Linked DNA regions of Mus musculus: region 2 is linked to region 1. The links are chromatin loops, found by intact Hi-C in ENCODE. Cell type or tissue: gastrocnemius. All regions are shown on one strand. Each heading gives the region's core, and the rest is flanking DNA. Links, peaks and the distances in the headings are about the cores only.

Region 1 (12,399 bases), core at 4,643-9,642:
AGGAATATTGAGTAAAGTAATAAAATAAACATTTGAGAAAATCATTAATCACTGGAAAACCAGTAATGCTCCCTGAAGAGATTAAATTAGCTCACCTATGATCATATCCAAATTACAGAAAAGAAAATTAGAATTAAGGACTATATTCCTATGAAGATTATATTCTCCTCCCATAACACAAAAATCTTACATGAAATATTAACTTAGTAATAAACCAAAATGTCTTACACAATGGTTTAACAATAAGACTTACAGCAGGTCCAGAACTGCCAGTGGGTCCTGCAGGTCCTGGAGGGCCTCCTTCACCTTTCTCTCCAGGGGCACCTCTTTCTCCTTTAGCACCTGGTTCACCATTCTGTCCCTGAACACAGCAACAGTGACCATCTGTGAGTCAAGTTCCTTCACAACATGCTTGACTTATCATTGTTTCTCTTTAAAACGTAGAACTTTTTTTTTTTTAAGCTGGGAAGTTGTTGCCATCAAATAGGGATAGGAGGCTCTTAGAAGATATGCCAAAGCAAAACCAATCAAAATACTGTGGCAAAAGAAGGAGAATAAGGAGGAGGAGGAGGAGGAGGAGGAGGAGGAGGAGGAGGAGGAGGAGGAAAAGGAGAAGGATCTTCCCTTGAATTTGAAAATGAGCATCATGATGTTGCACAAAGAAGGATTGGTGTTTGAGCTGCTTAAAAAAGGGATAAAGTAATTTCGAATGGTAAAGTGGCTGAAGAAATACTGGAACCAGGGTAACATTTTTATTTGCTAGTTTTCAGTAATTTGATAAAATAAGCATTGTGATATACATTCTTAGAAGTCCATACTTACAGGAGCACCCGGGAAGCCAGCAGGTCCTGGAGGGCCATGTTCACCTCTCTCACCCTGAAGGAAGGTATATTATTAGTCACAGTGAAGGCCTTCTCCACAGGCATTATGTGTCTCTGTATCTAAAAGTCTTTTTTACTTCTTATCAACATAAGAAAGGAACAGCACTGCAACTGTTGATTTCTTCTGTCTCTGAACTGAGATATAACTTCCAAGGAATATATCATCAAAGTGCAAATATTTAATACACTTAAATATTGCAAGTATAAAGTATTTAACATTTGGCAGAAGGGTAAAATATCTACTAACACATTGATTAAACAAATACACTTTCTGTAGCTTTATCTTGATTGCCAAATCTTTTTAGGGGCAAAGGATTTTTGATTTGGATAAGCTTTTGGTAAAGTTTAAGAGATGCTCATTTAGAAATATATACTGTTTTTCAAATTATGTACTTTCCCCAGAGTTTTTCAGTTAATAAGGTATCGTAAATAATCTCATGAGGACTTTAACATTTTAAAATATATTCTTGCATCTCATATATTTTAAACATAGAGCTTTAAACATGAAGATCAGAATACCAGGGGCAAAGTTGCTAAAGCTATGGACTGTTTTGTGTTGAGAGTATGATGAAAATGCCTTTAATACTTACAGGGCCACCTCGAGGTCCAGCTATACCTGGAAGTCCAGGGGAACCACCTTCACCCTGAGAAAAGATCAAATGATATTGTTACTGTTCTATGTCTATTAAAGCAAAGATTGATTTTTGTTTCCAGTAGTTTTGTTACCTTATCTCCAGGCTGACCAGCTGGGCCAGGGGGACCAATAGGGCCAGCAGGACCCTGCAGGAAGAAGTGTCTTTAGTTTTGAAAAAATAAACATAATTTCTTGTATTAATCAGAGTATAGGGACATTTATTTACCACTAAAGTGGGTAGATTTTTGCTCTCTCTTGGCTCAAATGATTTGTTCATTGCTGTGTATAAGTATGAGAGTTTAGTAAGTTCACTATTCTGTGTGTATGATTGAAGAAGGTAATTGAATTAAGTGATTTCATTGATACATTCTTTTTTTAAACCATAATTAGAGAAGATAAATAGGATGTGATAAAATACCTTATGGTAACATATTTTTAAAACTGTATTTCTTAACGATATTAATTACTTTGGATTTCTTGATACATTATGGTATCCATTCCTTGCTTTTATCATACTTAGGTCACTGTAGAACTATCACGGAGTGGTAGATAGAAGCTAAGAATTTAAGTAGGGAAGTGATCAGTACTGTTTAATGTTCAGAATGTGGTAACATATGGTCTCATTTTATGAAACAGTGAAAGCTGAGGAAGGGTCTACAACATATTGCATATAATCAGGGCTCATTTCTCACTGATGTGAATACTCACCCTTGGCCCATCCTTTCCTGGAACTCCGTCAGCACCTGCACCACCTGGTTCACCCTGCGAATCAAAAGCAAGCATCATCAGATAACAACATCCCCAGTCTAACATAGCAATCCTCAGGATTTGCTGGGGTTAGAGCTGATATTTTGATTGATAGTTGTTATAGGACTCTATGTCAAAATTCATTTAAAATGATAACAATAATTTTGAAAATAGTTTCTAGTGATGGGAATTTCCTTTAATCTAGAAGGTGTGTTTTTTTTTCCATTTTTTATTAGGTATTTAGCTCATTTACATTTCCAGTGCTATACCAAAAGTCCCCCATACCCACCCACCCCCAATCCCCTACCCACCCACTCCCCCTTTTTTGGCCCTGGCGTTCCCCTGTACTGGGGCATATAAAGTTTGCGTGTCCAATGGGCCTCTCTTTCCAGTGATGGCCGACTAGGCCATCTTTTGATACATATGCAGCTATAAGCACCTTTTCACCCTTTGGGCCAGGACTTCCAGGACCTCCTCTTTCCCCTGGCATCCCTTGCAGACCAGGAGAACCAGAAGCACCAGGAGGGCCAGGGGGACCAGCAGGGCCCTGCAATGAAGAAATACATGGCAAATGACAAGAAAGCAATTGAAGTGCATTCTCTAATATTTACGGGAATCAGCAACTACAGTTACCTTTCCTCCCTCAGGGCCAGGGGGTCCAGCTCCACCTCTAGCACCAGGGATTCCTGCTGTTCCAGGAGGCCCACGTTCTCCAGGTGCACCAGAATCACCCTATCATTGGAAATATAATGTCCATATTAGAAGCACATTGTCAGAAAAGAAAAGCACTGGAAATTATGTAGTTTTGATTATGTCTAATAAGGTTTTGAAGTTAGAAATTTTAATAGTTTTGCAAATTTTATGAGTATAAAACTTTAATTTATTGTTTGAGAACAGGAATCTTGTAAAAAGCCTAGCAAAATGAAATGTGTATTTCTCCTGGTTAAACTAGACATGTCTTTAAAGTAATTACTGTTATTATTCAGAGAGATAAAGTTTGTGCTTCTGCCACCAGGAGAGTTCTCTGTAGGGAAGCCATACATCACCTGTCTTTCCCCTTGATGGCACAGTCTGTGGTGCTTTGTAATGTTAGAATATTCAAATGGAGCAAAATTAATGCACTGGAAGTGCATGCCGTTTGCTTACATGGATGTACTAAACATTGGGAATCTAATTTTTCTAAGCAAAGAACCCTTTAGTTCAATGTACTTAAAATTTTTTCTCTAATCAAGTTGCTCCATAACATGGTAAAAAGGTAAAGAAATTACCTTGCCTCCAGGAGCTCCAGGAGCACCGACTTCACCCTTTGGACCCTAGGAGGTCAACATTATGTATGGTAAGCATTTGTCAGTATGCACTGCACAGGTATAAACAACATTGACGTCTGTCATGCCTCTATATTGTGCAATTGTTTAAATTATGAAGCTATGCATCTTAATTCTGTTCTTTTATATAAAATATAAACGTTTTGTAAGTGGCATTATGAGTAACTCATGTTTGCTTGGTTGTTATTTCTGTGACAGGGTCTCATGCACCTCAGACACATTCAGCCAAGGGTGATCTTGAACTTCCGATAATGCTGCTGCCTTCCTCCCCAAAGAGACTGAGAAGACAGGCCGACATTTGGTTTATACTGTGCTAGAGGCCTCACCAAGTGTTTCATGCATGCTAGCAATCACTGTACCGATTGATCTACACAATAAAAACTTAGCTATTAGAACATACAAAGCTAATAATAGATAAATGAATTTTGATATTTTTCACTTAGTTGCTATGTTTTTCCAATTTTTTTATTAGATATTTTCTTCATTTACATTTCAAGTGCTATCCCAAAAGTCCCCTGTACCCTCCCCTGCCCTGCTCCCCTACCAACCCACTCCCACTTCATGGCCCTGATGTTCCCCTGTATTGGGGCATATAAAGTTTTCAAAACCAAGGGGCCACTCTTCCCAATGATGGCCGACTAGGCCATCTTTTGCTACATATGCAGCTAGAGACATGAGCTCTGGGGGTACTGGTTAGTTGATATTGTTGCTCCACCTATAGGGTTTCAGACCCCTTCAGTTCTTTGGGTACTTTCTCTAGCTCCTCCATTAGGGGCCCTGTATTCCATCCAATAGATGACTATAAGCACCCACTTCTGTATTTGCCAGGCACTGGCATAGCCTCTTTAAAATAAGATTCAACTTACTGGTTCACCTGGTTTCCCATTTTCTCCTGGAGGACCACCGGTACCAGGTATGCCCTACAAATCAACAAAATTACATTGTGTGTGATCACTTCAAACACAGCTATGTGAAAGCTTTTTATATATAAATGTATTTTCCAGGTAGTTAATGACGTAATTTTCATAATTTTAAGGTACAAAATGTTTGCCTCATTCATTAACCAGTGACAGATAGAGGATAGTTACATATTAGAAACCTGTGCTCACATCTATATTTTTTGTTTTCTATATATATACAGATGAACTAAGAGATAAAGATAGATTAATTTAGCTATGTGGAGTTTTCACTATAATAGAGAAAAGTATGTGCATATAGAACTCTTTGAGTTCAACTCATTTTTAATAAATGAATATGTGCATTCTAGAATACCAATAGAAGAAAACTACTATTAATGCTATATTTCAGGATGGAAGAAAAACTTAAAAATTAAGTTTCAGATGAACATGTAGCCTGCTCACAAAATTTTGACGTATATTTATGTAATAAAAATAGGTACAAAAAGGAAATATGGAATTGTCTGTTAAAAACTAATAACATTTGAAGAACAAACTCTTACTTGTAATCCTTGTGGACCAGGGGGTCCAGAATCTCCCTTGTCACCAGCTGGGCCCTAGGTTCAGAAGCACAATTATACACTCCATTGTAAAATTGTCATTCCTAGTTAGTCTATAGTCCACCTCTCAGTAGGCCTATTGCTTACTTTAAAAGGCAAAAATGTTAAGAGTAGGGAAATCTTGATCTATAGAAGATATTCAAGCACATTAATACAACATATAATTAATGCCAACATTTAACTTGATAATAAAATAAGAAAGTCTAGTAACTGCTTGGTGAAATATTATGGCACAGTGGTAGAGATAACATACATTCTAAATTATTGACTTTGTTATATCTCTACCCTACCTCTATCTTAATTATATGAAAACTTACAGTAGGTCCTGGGGGACCCTGAGGTCCAGTCTCCCCATTCTTTCCAGCAGGACCCTACAAAAGTGACAGTCAGGGAAACAGAATTAACACATATAACAAGGAAGTATTGAGGCTGAAGATGGCTGAAATGATTAGAAAGCCAGAAATAAACCAAAGCTACATACTGGAAGGCCAGGTCCTCCAGGGCCACCCCGTTCTCCATTCTTGCCAGGGGCACCCTAAAGAAAAAAGCAAGGGTTTAGATACTCAAAAAGTAATTCACTAATAAAAGTCCAAACCCCATTTTTTGATCCTGCTACACATGCAAAGCCACACACACACACATACATACACCCATTGCCAACTATATATTTGTCTCTATTCATACATGCTGCTCAATTGTCACACATTCTTTCATGTTTAAATGATAGGCTAGGTATTAGGTGATTTTGCATTTTCATATAGAGGTCAAAGGCCATCAATCTGTCAAATATTTATTGAAGAAAGTAATTATAGAACTTACATCATTTCCTTTAGGACCAGGGAAACCCATGACACCAGGCTGACCTCTGGGACCAGATGGGCCAGGGGGACCAGGGCGACCACTTTCTCCTTGACTTCCCTAGTAAGAAAAACACTTGCCATAATCAGGACTTGATGAACAAATAATCTAATTATAATACACATACATATACACACACTCAAATCTATCCAATGTATGCATTTCATTTTTTTTTACTGGGTTAGTAAAACAAGACATCATAATTGTACATACAGGAGGTCCTGGTTTTCCATCATTGCCTGGTCCACCTGGACTTCCGGGCATACCCTAAATGAGAAGTATAGCAGTCATGTGACTTAAAATGTAAAAGTACAACATAGTTAACATGTACAACTTTGAGATTTACGTGTTTATATGTATCCTTGCAAATGTACTCCCTATTTTCTGCTTAAAAACTGATCCTAGTCAAATATTTAGTTTTATTCTCTTCCTTAATCTGTCTTGACCCATGGTTGTTTATTTGTTTGTTTTTTTTAAATAAGGAATTTGGTTTGTTTACTTTGAGACTTTTGAAAGGTATCATCTTGTGAAGTTGTCTTTAGCCTCTCATTATTTGTATTGTCTTTCTTCTTACCAGTTTACAGCATTAGTCAAACAAATGTGTCTCCTTACCCGTATCCCTGGACCTCCAGGGGTTCCATCTCGGCCAGGTTCTCCAGCTACTCCTCTGGGTCCTGCAGGACCTGGGCCACCACGCTCTCCGGGAGGACCCTAAGTTGTGAGATAACAAGTCATAAAGATTTTTGATTAACATAGACATTGACAATACTTAATCTATAACTGTTGGAGTTTTTGGCCTCTCAAGGACAGTTTTGTGTTGCTGTATTCTGATCTATAAAAATCATCTGTTTTAGTTTGGTTTTCATCTTGAAGAAAAATTGGGCAACTATGATGAATTTTCCATGCTTATAACCAACATTATTAATTGGAAGTAACTACTTTTTACACTTAATTAAGGAAATTTAATGATTAGAAGTTCCTTTGGAGCTTCCTCCATATGTGCAGATGATTTCTATAATTCTTGCAGTGACCCTGAGGTTAGTGACTTCTCACTCAGGACATGACATGCATGAAGTAGATTTAGTTTGTCAGATAGCCATGAAAGTATCAAAGTAGGGGCTAGAGTCACATGGTGATGGTTTGTGTTTTATTATCCGGTTACATGTCCTTCAGATATTTATTCTCCCATTAGTGGTATAACATATGAAAGAAATACCTATTTGTAGTAATGGATTTTAGGAGCTGAAGTATTTACCTTTTCTCCTGGGATGCCATTTGGCCCTGCAGGTCCTCGGAAGCCACTAGGACCCTAGAAACAATCACAGTTAAATATTTCAGTTTAAAAGATTAAAACCTATTCATACTTCATAGGTTGCAATATAGTTATTCTTGTATTACTAAGTTCTAAGTATAATATAGTATTCTTGTATTACTAAGTATTACAGAATGTGGGAATTAATTTAGTGGTAGAGCATTGCCACAAAACACATCATGGGGTCAGTTCCTAGCACTGAGAAAATAAAACAAAAAACAAAACCAAAACTCCTAAACAGTGAAATATCCTGAATCACAGGAAAACCAATCAACAAAATGTACAAACAAAACAGAAATAAGCACTCAGATTTTAAGTTTAAGCTAAACATGCCAAGAAAAACACTGGACAGAAGGGCGGGTGGTTCACAATTTATATCGCTTGTTTAATCTTTTGAGAGACAGAGTTAGGAGAATCTCTAAATTTGGGGCCAGTCTTCAGTGAGTCATTGTGTAAAAACAATTCACCATTACAGGCTTTCCTTGTGTCTTAAACTGTTGTGGAGGTTCATACCTCTAATCTAAGTAGCAGGGGCAGATGAGGTAGGAGGATTGCCATGACTTTGAGACCAGCCTTAGCCACAGAGTAAAGGTCAAGGCAACCTAGTTTATAAGTAAGACCCTGTCTCAACAAACACACAAACAAACAAACAAACACAAAAAAAATCAAAGGTTACTGTGTCCCAATGAATAGTGAAACAGGTAAAAATGGAAACCTACCCTTTCTCCTGCGGCTCCTGGAAGCCCATTTGCACCAGGTTCTCCAGGTGATCCATCTTTGCCATCTTCGCCCTTAGGTCCTGGAATTCCTGGGGAACCAGCTTCGCCCTGACAACATAAAGAATTTTGACTAGATTTCGTTGAGAAACGTACTCATTACTTTCTCATCACTCTGCAGTTGTCTGAGTAGCTAAGTCCTGTTGGCTTAATACTGACCCGTTCACCGCGTGCTCCTGGCTCTCCCTTCGCACCGTTCTTGCCGGGTTCACCCTAAAATGAAACGAAATCTCCATGTAAAAACAACAAGGATTTGACTAACAAAATCACAATTAGCTAGATGTTATACTGTCATAGAGCTAGAGGGAGAGCTGGATAACTTAAATGGAGAAGGAGCAAAAGGAATGTCAATATTTTGTTGTGAGAGTTAAACATAAACTTCCAGGCATTGAAGGAGAGACGAACTTACTGAAGGACCTCGTGTTCCGGGTATACCATTAGTTCCTGCTGGTCCAGGGGGGCCCCTTGCTCCTATTAGTCCAGGGGCTCCAGGAATGCCAGCTGGACCCTAAAAACAACACAAACACTCTCATTAGCAAAGCGTGGACCTTCCTTTCTACTGTCTGGCTTAAATATTTAATTCTTCTGTGTAAGGAAGAGCTGAGGGTGGGGCAGCTTACTTACCATTTCACCCTTTCCACCAGGACTGCCGTTATTCCCGGGAGGGCCCTAGGAACACAAGGTGAGAGAGCATATTATCAGAGCACATGGATTTGGAGTTCTCTGTTTAGAGAATATATTTACTGATAGGTATTATGTATTGCAGAGAATATGTTATTTCTCTAGCAACAGCACCTATACACATATACCTATATATGTGTATATATGAATTAAGTCAGATAGATACTTGTTCTAAATTATTAAAAATAAAGGAATAAGAGAACTTTAGTTTTGTTTATTTCCTGCTTGGTGGTTAGTGTAAGCAACCTGCACGGATGGACTAAGTCTAGCAGCTTGAATTCCCTCTTATATGCTACTTACAGGAGGCCCTTGAGCACCAGCATGTCCCTGCGGTCCAGGCTCCCCTCTTTGTCCTGGTGAGCCATTTGAGCCAGGGGACCCTGCAGGTCCAACTTCACCCTAAAGAGACAAATTCCAACATGTAAGTTTTCCTTTCCACTTTTTAATAACTTAGCTTAGCTTTCAGCTCTGTTTAAACTCATTTCCCTAAAGCTATATTACTATGGTTATATGCAATAGTTAAAACAAAGGATTATTAATCATAGCAACAAAGGACAATGGTAAATATGGGTCTGCCCATGTTATAGGTGTTTCCCAGAAAAGACGTTGGAAAAAGTCGAAGCACTCAGAAGACATATCAGGATGGTACAATACTAATGAGAATATATTATGCATATATATATGATATATATTATATACTATATATGCCATATACTACATATGTATGCACACATATTATGTATGAGAGAGAGAGAAAGGAGACTAGAATGGAGCTCTAAAGCTCTCTGTAAATGAAAATAAATGTACATTTGATTATTTTTATTGGTCAATTCTGAGAAGCAATCGAATGAATTTTTGTCTATTTTATACATTCTTCTAAAGAACTGTAGGCTTACCTTAGCACCAGGGGATCCAGGGAATCCTGCAGTTCCAGGAGGGCCAGGGGGACCCTAAAAACAACGTACAATTTGCACATAACAAAGTTGTGTAAGATAAGAAAGGGGTTACATCTGAAGTTTGAACATGAGTATTCCTATACACTTTTTCATTAATCCTGTGACTTACAGGATACTTACCTCTGAGCCTTTGTAATCTTTACATCCTAGAGATACTATCACTATCTACTTTGCATTTCTTTTAATCGGCATGTCCAATGTTGGATATTAAACACAAATGCCATGTACATGTCAACCTAGTATGACACCTACAAATTGTTTCCATTTCCAAGGTTAAAAATAATCAAGAAGCAGTATGGATTTGCTATATAATGATATAATATAATATAATATAACATAAATGTAATTCAAAATTTCTAAGCACTATAGAACAAAGCAGGATTAGATGCAAAGTTACTCACAGGTTGCCCATCACTGCCCCGAGCACCATCATTGCCTCGAGCACCCTACAAAGAGAAGTTTGTCTCAATATTTTCTTACTTATGAAAGATTAATTAAAAGTATCAGACTGCAATTCAAGATCATTAAACTGAATTTCTCTCAAATATAGAAAGTGAAGTTTGAGCTGTGTGTGGTGGTGCACGCACTTGGGAGGCAGAGGCAGAGGCAGAGGCAGAGGCAGAGGCAGAGGCAGAGGCAGAGGCAGAGGCAGAGGCAGAGGCAGAGGCAGAGGCAGAGGCAGAGGCAGAGGCAGAGGCAGAGGCAGAGGCAGAGGCAGAGGCAGAGGCAGAGGCAGAGGCAGAGGCAGAGGCAGAGGCAGAGGCAGGCAGATTTCTGAGTTGGAGGCCAGCCTGGTCTACAAAGTGAGTTCCAGGACAGCCAGGGCTATACAGAGGAAACCCTGTCTTGAAAAACAAAAACAAAAACAAAAACAAAAAACAAAAAAGCAAAAAACAAAAACAAACAAACAAACAAACAAAAACAAAAAAAGAAAGTGAAGTTTGGTTCCAGGACAGCCAGGGCTATACAGAGGAAACCCTGTCTTGAAAAACAAAAACAAAAACAAAAACAAAAAACAAAAAAGCAAAAAACAAAAACAAACAAACAAACAAACAAAAACAAAAAAAGAAAGTGAAGTTTGGTTTCAAACATTTTATTATGAAAGTTTAGTTACAAGTAATGTTATAACTACAATCCAAGCTCAGTTGAGTTGAATTTGCTTCAAATATATTAAAATTTGCTTACTCATCACATATTTTTAGACTCAGTGTTAGAATGTTGGGGCACCACATTAGTGATATGTATCAGGACTAGATTCTGGGCTTTTAGAACTGAATGCGAATATGTTGCTCTAATGAATTATGAAACTAATATCCCAACAGCCATCAAAATTATGACCAGAGAGAGCAATTGTAAGACATTCCTTTCCATATCATTACATCCAAAGCTTGACTGAGCTGACCACCCCTACTTTTATCTGGGTACACTGTGGCAATACTCACTGCAGCTCCAGGAAGGCCTGGTCGTCCTCGCTCACCAGGAGCCCCTCTAGGACCCTGCAACCAAAATTCAAAGCATGACCTTAATGTAAATGTGACATGTGTGAGAACAGCTGGAAAGGAGAAAGGCAATCGGATTGGAAGTTTAATACTAATATTGATAATCACATGAGAGGAAACATAATTACCATGGGGCCAGGAGCTCCGTTGTCTCCTGGAAGACCATTTTCACCCTAGGGATATGCAAAATGTTACTATTTTGTGCAACGGACACTTTGACATTACAAATATTGTATCACAGAAAATACTAAGAAAAATGTGTACTTTAGTAATATCAAATTTCTGAATGAATTTGATTTTCATTATCAGATACTTCAGTTTCTGCATTTTAAATGCACGAGGGATAAACATATTGTTTATTAGACACACTGAGATATACAAACATTTTTATGCCGGATTCTTTGTTATTAGCTTTCATGGAAGACTTAAGATTTACATATAGCTAAGCAATGGCTATATGAAAAGAACAGTTGTAAGACCAAGTTAGGTCCCAGAAGATAAATCTTAACATAGTTCCAGACTCTAAAGGAGTTTACTCATGAACGCTGTGTGCTGCAATTTACCTTCAGTCCAGGAGCACCTGTTTCTCCCTTTTCTCCATTGCGTCCATCAAAGCCCTAGAAATATTTTTAAAAACAATTTTTATTTTTTGTTTTATTAGATATTTTCTTTATTTACATTTCAAATGTTACCCCCTTTGCTGGTTTCCTCTCCAACCCCTCCCCATCCTCTCCCCACCCCCTTGCTCACCAACCCACCCACTCCCACTTCCTGTCCCTGGTATTCCCCTACACTGAGGCATAAAGTCTTCACAGGACCAAAGGCCTAAATTTGTTAACAACTCAGTATAGTTAGTAAGTTTTACATTGGCTTTTCATTTCTGTTTTTATTATATATGGCTAATGTAGTGATAATTTAATTCATGTAAAGTATTTTGAACTGCTGAACATTTGGCAACGTATTATTACAAAAAAAAGAGAAACTAATGAGAACATTCAATTTAGTATGATTAAAAAGTTGTCTTAAGTATAGAAGAATAAACTCTAGTTTGATGGATATTGTTCTTAGTTTGATAGATTTTGGATGGATTGACTTTATCTAAAGTTTGTTAAAACTAAAAGTGCTCTGTCCATTTATAAATTATATCTAAGTTCATGAATACAGGGTTAGGATTAGGGTCACTTACTCTGTGTCCTTTCATACCAGGGAATCCA
Region 2 (12,399 bases), core at 4,114-9,113, 49 kb before region 1:
CATATCTGCTTAACTATGGGTCAAGAGACTTAGATAATAAATGCTTGGATTTTTGGTGACTCGGTATTCCTTCAAAGATAAAACTGATGCTTGCTGCTAGAGACATGAGATTACCTCCTGGTGGTTTGGCAGCATCTTTTAAAATAAATATCCTTAAAAAAAAAAAAACAGCCATACTTCACAGTAAACAACCAAAGAAAAGACATGGTTGAGTTAAAGTCACATCAGAAGTGATTGTGGGTGAAGTACAATCCCCTGTTCTTTTTGAGTGCTTGAGGGTCTCGTATTATTTGGAGTATGGAGGAAAGTTTCACTCTATAAAAACTCTAAAGCAACTAGATTTTACCAGTTGCCAAAGTTTGAGGGGGAAATAGTGTTTTTATGTGGAACGTGGACTCCCAGTATGTGAATCTAGTAGACCATTGGGTAGAAATATGAACAAATTAGGAGTTCAAGTTTATCTTAGAGATATCAAAATTGAGCCAAGAATTTGAAAGTAAAAGTTTTCAATGATGAGTCTAAAGTACTGATCACATTTTTTAAAAAAATGAGCAGAAAAAGCAGGAGTAATAAAGATATGTATATCTTTGAAGTGATACAGATAACAAAAGCATAGCCACAATTGACTACATATGTTTCAAACACAAAATGCATACCTAAACAGGCGATGTAGGATGATTTTGGTCTCTTTGATATGTCATGAGCAATGTGATAAGAAGTATGAATGTCTTTAAGCAATCATGTTGTAGGGTACTGGACAGTTACATATATTGGAGGAAAAATTGAAGAACTACTGAATGAATGGGTCTTATGGAAACTGGTATTCTTTTGCAGTGTTTTACCTACTTGTGTTTTAATTTCAGGGTACACCAGGAAAAGTAGGACCAACTGGTGCGACAGGAGATAAAGGTCCCCCTGGACCTGTAGGACCTCCAGGTTCCAATGGTCCTGTAGGAGAACCTGGGCCAGAAGTGAGTGCTACAGTCCTTAACAAAAATACCTTCATTTTAGATGTGTATGAAGGTTATAGTTATTTCATTATCAAATTGATGTAGATATTTAGAAATGCATTGTACACATGAGCTTAAGAAAGATGTCTGTCATTCTGTTTGATGTGCTTGCTTCCCTAGAGATTTGACTAAGTGATAGAGAAACAAATTTAGTGCCTTTCTACTGGCTTTTAGAATAGCTGAAGTGAGCATTTTGGTTGATTTAGCTTTTGGCAAATTGTTTTGAGGGTGAGAGGACACAGCCATTCACCTTTTTCCTTGCTATTATTTCATTCTGTAATGGGATATTTATGAAAATTGCCAAGTTTTATGGAGATAGGATTAATGACACTATTACAGCTCATGAAGAAGGGAAAGGAAGTAGAGGGTTATTTTTTTTTTATCACTGTAAAGTAACATTATGGTTGTCATATCCCTTTAGTCTCTTTTTAGAGGAAATAAGGCTCTAACAGGCAATTTGGGAAGCCAAAGAATAGAATACCCTCTGCTCAACAGCCAGTGATTTTAAAGATACATGAAAACATGAAAGTAAAGTCGGGCAAGATTTGAAACATAATCTTATATAACATGAATATAGTCATATAGTTTCAAAACCTTAAAAATATTATTTGGATAAACAAAGTGAGAATTCAGGCAAAATGCAAGATAGTGGCACTGTAATTGTGATCTATTTCCATGCATCTCTGGATTTTTTCTTTAATGAGAACTAGAATTAAACAATAGGAGTAAATAAGAATACAGTAAATACATAAGTGGATGCTTACAGTCATCTATTGGATGGAACACAATGAAGGAGGTAGAGAAAGTACCTGAGGAGCTGAAGGGGTCTCCAGGACTATGGGAGAAACAACAATATGAGAACCAGTACCCCCAGAACTCGTGTCTCTACCTGCATATGTAGCAGAGGATGGCCTAGTTGGCCATCAATGGGAGGAGAGTCCGTTGGTCTTGTGAAGATTCTATGCCCCAGTATAGGGGAATGCCAGGGCCAGGAAGTAGGAGTAGGTGGGTTGGGGAGCAGAGGGAGGAGGGAGGCTATAGGGGATTTTCAGAGAGGAAACTAGGAAAGGAAATAGCATTTGAAATGTAAATGAAGAAAACATCTAATAAAAAAGGGAAAAAAAGAACATGGTAATTTTACAATCAGTTGACAATAAAAAAGAGATTGGAGTGTTGACTGTTATTTTATAGTTTAAAGAGGAGAAAACATGTTGGTCAGTTTCTGGTCAACTGGCTGAGAGTTTAAAAGCCTCCTCAAGAAGCTGTGTCTAACACTATTCTTTTTAGGGTCCGGCTGGTAATGATGGTACCCCAGGACGGGATGGTGCTGTTGGAGAACGGGTAAGTTGATTAAAACATTAGAACCACATAAGCATGAAATCATTGTGAATCTAGCGTAATAGCAATTTTAATAAAAATACTCTCTATCTTTATAACCCCAGTGCAACTCTGATTTTTCTGATGGCAAACAGTTTAGTAAGGTCATAACTTTGGATAACCTTGTACATGAAATAATGTCTGAATGCATGACAAAGTATGATACATGTTTTTCAAAAGCAAGAAACCAAATTGCTTTTATATTTGGTGTAACATAGAAGCCTTGGATGAAGATGTGAATCGATGTTCTAAATTTCTGTATCAGTTACACAACTGAGTGATAGCTACATTTTTCTACTCATTCTCTAAAGAAAGTAACTTACAAGGATATAAGCAATGATGCACTCTAAACTGTAGGTGTGGTATTTATTTTTAAATTAGCCCTGTGTTGAGCTGATAATTTTCCAAGGTATAATAGCAGCTGAGTCTCTTTTGGTGATTACACAGCTGTTAATTAGGAAACAGATCTGGCCACTAAAGGCAAACCAGCCTCGTGATGTTAAATTTTCTGAATCTGTTTCCAAATACTTAAATGCAAGTATTTATAGGCTTAATTTTTTTTCAGGGTAAGCACACAAAAATGTTATCATGCTATTAATAGGGAGATGGAAAAGTTTGGAGAAACCTGGGCTAAGACTCTCCTTATCTAACACAGCCATAGAAATTTTCTGACATCTGGAACATTTGCCTTTGCTGGTGTACTCACGTAACGCAGCAAATATTCAAAGGTCTTGATGTTCACTACCAGAAATATTACTGCTGTACCGTGAACTCCTACGTGGACTTTAAATTGCTGTTTCAGTTTAATCACAAACTTTAATATACATATGGCACAGGAAATTCCCTATAAATTACAATTGCATGTGTGCTTTAAACAAGTTACTTTTCAAAATCTTTCCTTCAGTTTATTGTCTGTGTGTTCTTTAACTTAGAATCCAGTGTTCTCTCTATCTGCCAAATTAACAAGCCAAGTTAGAGTTAATATCCTTCGCAAAATAACATTTGGCTCTGTTTTTTTGAGTCACTAATTGTTTCCATGCATACTCCTGCCAGTCTGAGCTTACCTGTGCTTCCATATCAAGATGTTATTTGCAGCCCCGTCACATGGGGTTGTCTGAGTGTAATGAGGGGAGGCCTATTTTCCCCTAATTATTCCGAGTGACATATGCAATCTGAAGACAACTTTGTTTGCCCCCAGTTCGTTGCCTTTTGAGGGTATTATACCATATGAACATTGCAGCTAGCATGGTAGCTGCCCTTCTTCTGTAAGGTAGGGGAAGAATGCTTTTAAAAAGGGTAGTAAGTTAACAGCACTCAGAACAAGTTTTCTGAGAGACTCTGTATGGATTTGAAAAATGGATGAAGTGGTTTCCACTGTGAAATTGCATTGTGTGTTACAAATGGGAATACTACTCTGAAGACTGCTAGTCTAGGAAATTAGACTATCAAATGTTCAGTTCTGGAGACAAACACTCCTGTCCTCCAACACTCTGGACATAGGGACCAGCAGAAATCGAGGATGAATAAGTTCTAAAGCCAGGGTGGAACAGTCCTATGCCTGTGAATTAAATTTATTCACTAGTGAATAAAAGTAAATAATTAAGTAAAATAATAAATAAATATGTTTAAAAAGATATATTTTCATATTGTAAATAATATGAGCAATATTGAATATTGTTACTCTTATAGAATAATTATTTAAAGAATAATATTATATTTTTTGTCAGGGTGACCGTGGAGACCCCGGGCCTGCTGGTCTACCAGGCTCTCAGGGTGCCCCTGGAACTCCTGGCCCTGTTGGTGCCCCTGGAGATGCAGGACAAAGAGGAGAGCCAGTAAGAATGTCAACTTCACATTGACAATTACATGACACTGATATACTATCCTGTAACTATATGTATATGCATTCAGTCCTGATTATATTATTAGCTGAGGACTCTAAATAGTGATAGAAAATTATGAATTAAAATATATACTTAGTTTTTAAACTAATTTGCTTTTGAATATGGATGTGATACTGATATATTTTCTTTAATTATTTAAACAGGTTGTGATTTATAGGAACACACCAATATGTGTTTTATAAATTCTATAGGAATTTATCTGAATCAATGTAATTTACTAGAACACTAAGGTGAACTTAATTTGGTCAAGTTAATATTTGAAGTTCACTGTAATATGTTACTAGAGTTAGTGTGTTCTTACCTGAAGTACAAACATTTGGCAGGTGTCAATGTGTACATGATATATATATCTATGTTTATATCGAGATGTTCCTCTTAGATTTATATTCCTGTGTATATTTATGCTTTAAGATACCAAGTTTTATGAAAAATTTTCTAGGGTTCTCGAGGCCCTGTAGGACCACCTGGTCGAGCTGGAAAGCGTGGTTTACCTGTAAGTTCTATGTTTTCTGAACAAATAAATTTTTCTTATGCAAAATACATACCAAAAGGGAAAGTACACTTAAGATTCATAAATAGCGGGGGGGGGGGTAGCTGTTAGGAAATTACTGATCTCTAGGAGGCAGAGACTCTGTGAGATGGTAGTAGCAATATAGTGTGATGGTGCAGTAGCTAGCAGTGAGGGATATTCCAGAAAGTTGAAAGACAGATTTTGAAAGATTTTATTACAAAGCAATAATATGTGAAACAGTACAGTTTAAGTGTGTATTAAAAATTCCAAGAGAATTAAGTTTGAAACTGATATGGGGAAAACCGAGGGTCTTTGAGAGCAACAGCAGCTTTCTTGCTTGAGATAAGCAGAAGCTAGGGGTTCTAAAGAGGATGTGTTCCTGGGAAATCAAAGGTCTCCAATCCTTTCCCAGCCAGTGGCTTCCAACTTGGTGGGTATTGGTTATCCTGAGATACAAACACACCTGTTCAGCCCTACTTTGCTTCTCAATGCAGTCTCAGTAGTCCTAGCCCATCAGTTTATTTGCATATGTAAATTTATCATTCTTACAGGCAGCATGGAAAGTAAATCTTACTTTAAGTTTTAATTTTACAGAAACTATTTTAAAATTATAATAAATACAATCATAAGGAGTAGAATTGCAGCAAATTGTAGTCTTAATGTTCATGATTGTCTATTCCCAGGGACCACAAGGACCTCGAGGTGACAAGGGTGACAATGGAGACAGAGGTGACCGAGGTCAGAAAGGCCACAGAGGGTTCACTGGCCTGCAGGGTCTTCCTGGACCTCCTGTAAGTTATTTCTTAAATACTGTACTTTCTTGCATATGAGAATACATTGATATATTGACAGAAACATCTATGGATTAGAGAGGTGTTTTTGTATATCATTTTAACTTTAAAATTATCTTGATGGATAATCATATAGTTAGCTAACTATAACTACCCATATATAACCTAAAACATTGTGGAAAAGAAATTATGCAAAAAGCTACATGCCTCTTTACCTACACAGCTGTCTTTGGTCTTAGTCAGATGTTAAAGAAATCAATGGTTTTGTTTATAGTGCTAGTATTAGTGACATCATGCTTTTAAAGATAAAAGTACAGCACAATACAGATTTAGATGTTTTAGCAACACTTTCATTAATCTTCCTCTGTAGGGTCCAAATGGTGAACAAGGAAGTGCTGGCATTCCTGGTCCTTTCGGTCCAAGAGTAAGTAACAGAAACTATTAAGTTTCAGATGTGCATGACATACTGTTCCTTGAGTACAATATTTCTGGTATTTCATATTTATTCGTTCATGTTCTCTCAGTTTGGCAGAAAATTTATGAGTCAAACTTAGCAAGTAATATGAAATAGAAATATCCTGATGTATGGCATATTTTGTTTCTCAAAGTCTATTACCTAGGTTTTATATGTGCTTCTATTCAATTTCATATTTGTGGTTTAATTTTCACTAAACATAAATTCTTTGAGGTTATTGGAACTGCTTATGAAGTAGAATAGATTTTGAAAGATAGACATTTATTTCTTTAATTGTGATAAAGCCATAGAAGCTTATTCAAAGATAATTTGGAAACAAATCATAGTAGAGAACCAATACTTGAGGCTTTTAGAAATTGTAAATTCATATAAATGCTGCTTCTTATAAATCATTGGTGTCCTAAGACTATTCAGAAAAATATTTAGAAAAATAAAAAGTGAGAAAGATTAGTTACAAATCTGCTATATTTAAGTACAATGTAAATATACATAAAGTGAGAATAATATTAAGGAAAGTGCTATGATTTGATGAGGTTAAGTGATATATAAGTACTGGTTTCAACCATAATAAACACTCAACTTACATCATTTCCTTTTAAATCAATTGAATTTTCAACCAGGTTAACTATTTGATGAAACAGTTGCTACTAATGAAAGTTGGTGACCAGCCTGTTAGCATTTTAAAGTTATTTTGGTCCTTCACCCAGAATTAGTGATGGACAGTTCACACACAGTGAAATTGTAAATATAACAGAATGCTGAAAGATGACTTATTAGTTATTAAGACTAGAATCTTAGCAATCAGGGTAATTACTCCATCTCTATAATGGTTCTTTTGTTAGAAAGAAATTTTGCAGTCTTTCTTCTAAAATACATTTTTGTGTTCTGACAGGGTCCTCCAGGACCAGTAGGTCCTTCAGGAAAGGAAGGAAACCCTGGGCCACTTGGACCAATTGGACCTCCTGGTGTGCGGGGCAGTGTAGGAGAAGCAGGACCAGAGGTAAGGTCAAAAGAGTTTGCATGGAAGATGCTGTTGCCAAAATGGAGTCAATCCAATGGCAACTGTGGAACCTTGCCAACAAGAGTTTCAAGAGACTCTTAAGCCTAGAAACCACAACAAGGTTATCTACTTAAGTAATTATTTCAAGTCTTTTAATACATGGTATTCAGAGCATATAAAAATAAGAGTTCAAGATACCAAGCCCTTGAACCTATATTATATCGAGGTTAAATATCAAACTATAATTCCATTCTTATCAAAGTTTGACAAACATTGCATTGTGTGAAATTACAATAATCTTAGTTTGCTTTCCTGTTAAAAACTCTGACAAAATCAAGTTAAGAAAGGGTTTATTTACATCATAGTTCATGATACAGTCCTGCATGGCAGGGATGTCAAGGCAGCAGGAGCTTGAAACAAAATGAAGCATATGAGTTTGAAATTTTTCTTCCCCAAAGATGACATTTAAGATTTTAATTTTCAGTGTTCAATTAAAAATCTAATTGTATTTAGTATAATTTCAAACACTAAACCATGTTAGTTAGTCTCTGTCCTCAGACATTCGGCGTCTATCTACACACAGACCCACTCTGTACATTTAAAGGTTGTCTGATGCTTCTTTGATCTTATTTATCTGACCTTACTGTCTTAATCTTTGTTCCTACAGTGACAGTGCCATTGAATAGTTGAATGTTTATTATTTATTACGTGGCTATAGAGGCTCATTCTTCTTATAGTCAAGAAAGTTTCACAGTTTTAGAACTTCTATTTGACTTGGGTGGTAATTGATTTACTTTCTTATGGCTCAGTGCTCTTCCTCTCAGATTACTGTAGGATGTGTGAAATTCGGAGGATCTCCCAGAAAAATCAATTTTCTATCTATCCATCTATCTATCATCTGTCTTTCTCCCTGAAATCAGTGTTTTGAGGATAAGAAAGCACAGAGGTTGAAACGCCTTCCCTGAAGCCTCAGTTGAGTTGCAGAGCTAATATTATTAACATATCAGCCTCTGACACCAAGGGCTTTGCATTTTACCTGAACTGTGTCTCTTTAGTTGTTACTTGGCTTCTTTGAGACTCTTGAGAGCTTCCTCTGGAAATGCAGAGGAATTAATGGAGAGCACTCAGCTTGTAATCTTTTCCACTTTTTGGGGGTTTGATTTGAGTGGTCACATTTCATCAGTTCTCCCCTGAAAACAGAAGAACAGGATACACTTTTAAGGCTATGAAAAGGATAATGAAAAACTTTCTTTGAATTTGTTCAGTACAGAGAATTTTTACATTTGTCAAAATTCACATACATACAAAAAACTTCCTATTTTTTTTTCTTGATTTGGACAAACCAACAAGTTCACTAACGGGAGTCTTGCGTTCATTACCCTAATATTTGCATGCAGACATACAGAAACAGCTCTCACACACTAGCATCCTTTTTCTGCCTTCTGCCCATAGCTCTGGTAAAGAATTCTAGTTGTATCTTGCTCAAAATTGTTTTGAAAAGAATGTAACTCTGAAAGTTCTTCACATGAAATACATCATATCTTCAAAGAAGACATCAAAGCAAAGAGTTTGGCTTTAAGCTTTGTTTATCTCAGAGCCTGTCTGGTAGATACTTTCCCTGAAAAGCGGTTCAACATCACTCCTCATTTTGCAATGTTATCACTTGACAGGCTAGCCCTGCCTGTTTAAGAAGTATGAATCACACTTCTTCAGGATCGACTTATTCTTGTGCCAAGTTGTAAATGTCCCCACACAGCATAGTAAGCAATTTCGTAAAACAAAACAAAATGCTATTAAATGTCTTTCCAATTTCTCCTTAATTAGGGTCCTCCTGGTGAACCTGGGCCTCCTGGCCCTCCAGGTCCCCCTGGCCATCTTACTGCTGCTCTTGGTGATATCATGGGACACTATGATGAGAACATGCCAGATCCACTTCCAGAGTTTACGGAAGACCAGGCAGCTCCAGATGACACAAACAAAACAGACCCTGGGATCCATGTTACCCTGAAGTCTCTCAGTAGTCAGATTGAAACCATGCGTAGCCCTGATGGTTCCAAGAAACACCCAGCCCGCACTTGTGATGATTTAAAGCTTTGCCATCCCACAAAGCAGAGCGGTGAGTAGACAGGGGCCTGTTTGAGTAAAACATATTGATTGTGTTGAGTTATTCTCAACTGCTTCCCAAAATGTATTTTTAACTTTATAGTTAATGATAGAAACAAAGATAAATTGTTGAGCATGCTCTAGAGCTTATAGTTTTGTGGTTGTGACAATTAATTGAAAAGATGATAGATAGCATATATAATAAAGGCCACATCATATCAAAAAAACAATTTTGAGGAAATAGTTCAGACACACACACACACACACACACACACACACACACTACTTGCTCATGCATAATTAAAAATACTTTCTTACCTACATTATCATTCAGAATTTTAATTAGGTAAATCATTGAGAGGCCAGTAAAGGACATGTTTCCCTAACTGATTTGCATATTGAATCAATTTATTGCACTTTAATGACCTGCCAATCAATCCTTTGCTATACTGCCTGGCAGGATCAAGTATAGTGATCTTTTATGGCAGTTTGGAATGAAATAGTGTCTCTACCTAAGTTGTATGACAGTGTTCTTAGTTTGCCTTCTTCAGTAATATTAAATTATTTAATTAGACCCAGAAAAGGGGGATCTAAGATCATTTGAATGAGTTTGGAAATACCAGGGTTTCAGTTAACTTTAAACTTTAACATCAACAGAGACAACTAAGAATGTTCTATCTAAAGAATATACACTTTTTGTACTATTTATGTCTCACAACTTCCCTCCCATTTTATATAAAATTTTATTTTTGCAGTTTATGTATAATAATACATGTATATGTATAGACCTATAGAAACAAATGTGAATAAATACACTTGATGTATATTTATACAATTATAGATCAAACATAAAAGGCAAAATCTTGGTTTAAAAATCACTTGGATGTTTTGAGTCTTAAGTTCATGATTTGGAAAAGTGCTTTTGAAAAGAAGTTAGCATGAAGAAGACCCCTAGTGCTTAATAGTTACATTTCATATATATAGATGAATATTTCATATATATATATGTGTGTGTGTGTGTGTGTGTCTATGTGTCTACTTGCATGTATATTTATGTGTCATATGTGTGTGGCTGCATGTGAACAGCAGGTTGACATGAGATGTCTTCTTTAATTACTGTACATCTTATATGGTAAGATGGGGTTTTTAGCTGAGTCTACACTTCATCTTTTTAGCTAGTCTAGCTAATTGGCTCACTGTAGGGATCTCCTGTTTCCATTGTTCCACATGCTGGGATTGCAGGGGGGCCACAATACCCACCTAGCCTTTGTATAGGATATGTGTGTGTGTGTGTGTGTGTGTGTGTGTGTGTGTGTGTGTGTGTGTGTGTGTCTGTTTGAGTATCCTAACTCAAGTCCTCATGCTTATGTGGAAACATTTCACTTGCTGAGCCTTCTTCCCAGTCTCTTACTAATTATAGTTTGAATAAAGGATGAAATCTCTACTGATTATTTTAGAGACTCACAATCATATTTGAGATAATCTTCATTTAGCACATATTTCTATCTTGGAAAATAGGTGAATATTGGATTGATCCTAACCAGGGATCAGCTGAAGATGCAATCAAAGTTTACTGCAATATGGAAACAGGAGAGACATGTATTTCAGCAAACCCAGCCAGTGTTCCACGTAAAACCTGGTGGGCCAGCAAATCCCCTGACAATAAGCCTGTGTGGTACGGTCTTGACATGAATAGAGGATCTCAGGTGAATTAACATATTTACCTAGAATTATATTTTTAATTGTTATTATTTATTATGTTTTCATATTTATTAAAATGATGCTATTATTGTTTGACTGGATTTAATGTATTATGTTTACTTTTAAGTGATATCTTCCCTTATTACATGTCACTGACTGTGGAGGACAGTGGGAAGGGTCTTGTCTCAACTCCAGGAAACGTAGGTCACAATTAGAACTCATTAAATTACTAAGCCTTGCTGGGCGTGGTGGTGCACGCCTTTAATTCCAGCACTTGGGAGGCAGAGGCAGGCGAATTTCTGAGTTCGAGGCCAGCCTGGTCTACAAAGTGAGTGCCAGGACAGCCAGGGCTACACAGAGAAACCCTGTCTCGAAAAAACCAAAAAAAAAAAAAAAAAAAAAAAAAAAAAAAAAAAAAAAAAAATTACTAAGCCTTTTAAAACCTTTTGCTACTTTAATGTAAGGGTGGTAAAGCTGACCTTCGCCTCACTATTAATGTTAGTGCTTAGTGTAGTGTCTGAAAAGATAATACCTATTAGCTACATTTTTAAAATAATGTAATCCTTTGAAGCCTGTGAAGTGTTTAAGTCATTATTTTAATTAGGTGAAATATATGATAATTTTTTTCTGAATTCCTGTCTACTTAATATTTCTAGTACGGTCCACTTGGTTCAGGGTTTCATCAGATCTTGGTTGTCCTATTACAATGTCATTATTTCATCCCAGCCTACCCCTCTGCCTCCAACCTTGCCCTAGTCAACTCCCAGCCTACCCCTCTGCCTCCAACCTTGCCCTAGTCAACATATTATGGAAGTGTTATAGTTCTGTATATGATAAGTTACAATCTACTATCGTTTAGTGAAAATTTAATTTAACACCTATAAAAAGCTGAATTTAAATATAAATGGCTGAAGCATAGTTTAACCAAAATAAATATGTCAGAAATCAAAACTAGACCATTGAAAACAGTACTCAAAGCTGAAGATGAATAGGGAAGAGTTAGTTGGAAATGAGTTTTGATACTTGTGTTGTAGAAAATAGTATTTTTGATATGTATGTAATTATTCAGTAAAATAGATTTATACCTACACTTAATTTATATTTTATTCTAATTAGTGATAATTTGAGTTGTATTTATTAAGTATAATATATATATTTTAAAATTATTTAACCTTTCTCCGGGAAATTAAAATAATTTGGCTTTTCACCTCTTCTTTGAAATCATAAGGACACAGGTACTTGTGATAGTATTTGAAAATATTTTCCTTTGTATAGATAAAGTAGCTTATTATATGGGTACCAAGAAATATCTTTAAAAGTGATTTACCTATAGTCTGTTAGTCATCTGTCGATCTACCTGGCATTGACTCTTTGGGTGATATTATGAACCTCTTTAGTATGTCATGTTACATAAATTTCTTTTATTTCTCTAGTTCACATATGGAGATTACCAGTCTCCTAACACAGCTATCACTCAGATGACCTTTTTGCGTCTTTTATCAAAAGAAGCCTCGCAGAACCTTACTT

What was found. A loop is a pair of places that touch in the nucleus more often than their neighbours do. Peaks named below come from ENCODE experiments on the same cell type or tissue, not always from the same donor. Only the 100,000 strongest peaks of a DNase experiment are listed, where the experiment ranks them.
Region 2: it touches region 1 in a loop (2.3-fold over the local background); 2 of 42 quality-filtered maps call a loop at or near these places.

What each region holds. Positions count from the first base shown.
Region 1 is chr1:45,327,836-45,340,234 of GRCm38, reverse strand. It overlaps Col3a1 (collagen, type III, alpha 1), which reads right to left. Exons shown (of 51, transcript NM_009930.2): 10 at 12,372-12,399; 11 at 11,749-11,802; 12 at 11,314-11,358; 13 at 11,129-11,182; 14 at 10,088-10,132; 15 at 9,627-9,680; 16 at 9,031-9,129; 17 at 8,674-8,718; 18 at 8,459-8,557; 19 at 8,209-8,262; 20 at 7,993-8,100; 21 at 7,217-7,270; 22 at 6,574-6,672; 23 at 6,175-6,228; 13 more. Among named protein-coding and RNA genes, the nearest start is that of Col3a1, 22 kb to the right of the region's middle. In gastrocnemius, for the core only: no CTCF peak of the experiment used is centred there; no DNase peak of the experiment used is centred there; H3K27ac peaks cover 1,778 bases.
Region 2 is chr1:45,376,785-45,389,183 of GRCm38, reverse strand. Col5a2 (collagen, type V, alpha 2) reads left to right here. Exons shown (of 54, transcript NM_007737.2): 44 at 864-971; 45 at 2,298-2,351; 46 at 4,115-4,222; 47 at 4,731-4,784; 48 at 5,486-5,593; 49 at 5,964-6,017; 50 at 6,961-7,068; 51 at 8,893-9,184; 52 at 10,690-10,877; 53 at 12,306-12,399. Among named protein-coding and RNA genes, the nearest start is that of Col3a1, 71 kb to the right of the region's middle. In gastrocnemius, for the core only: no CTCF peak of the experiment used is centred there; no DNase peak of the experiment used is centred there.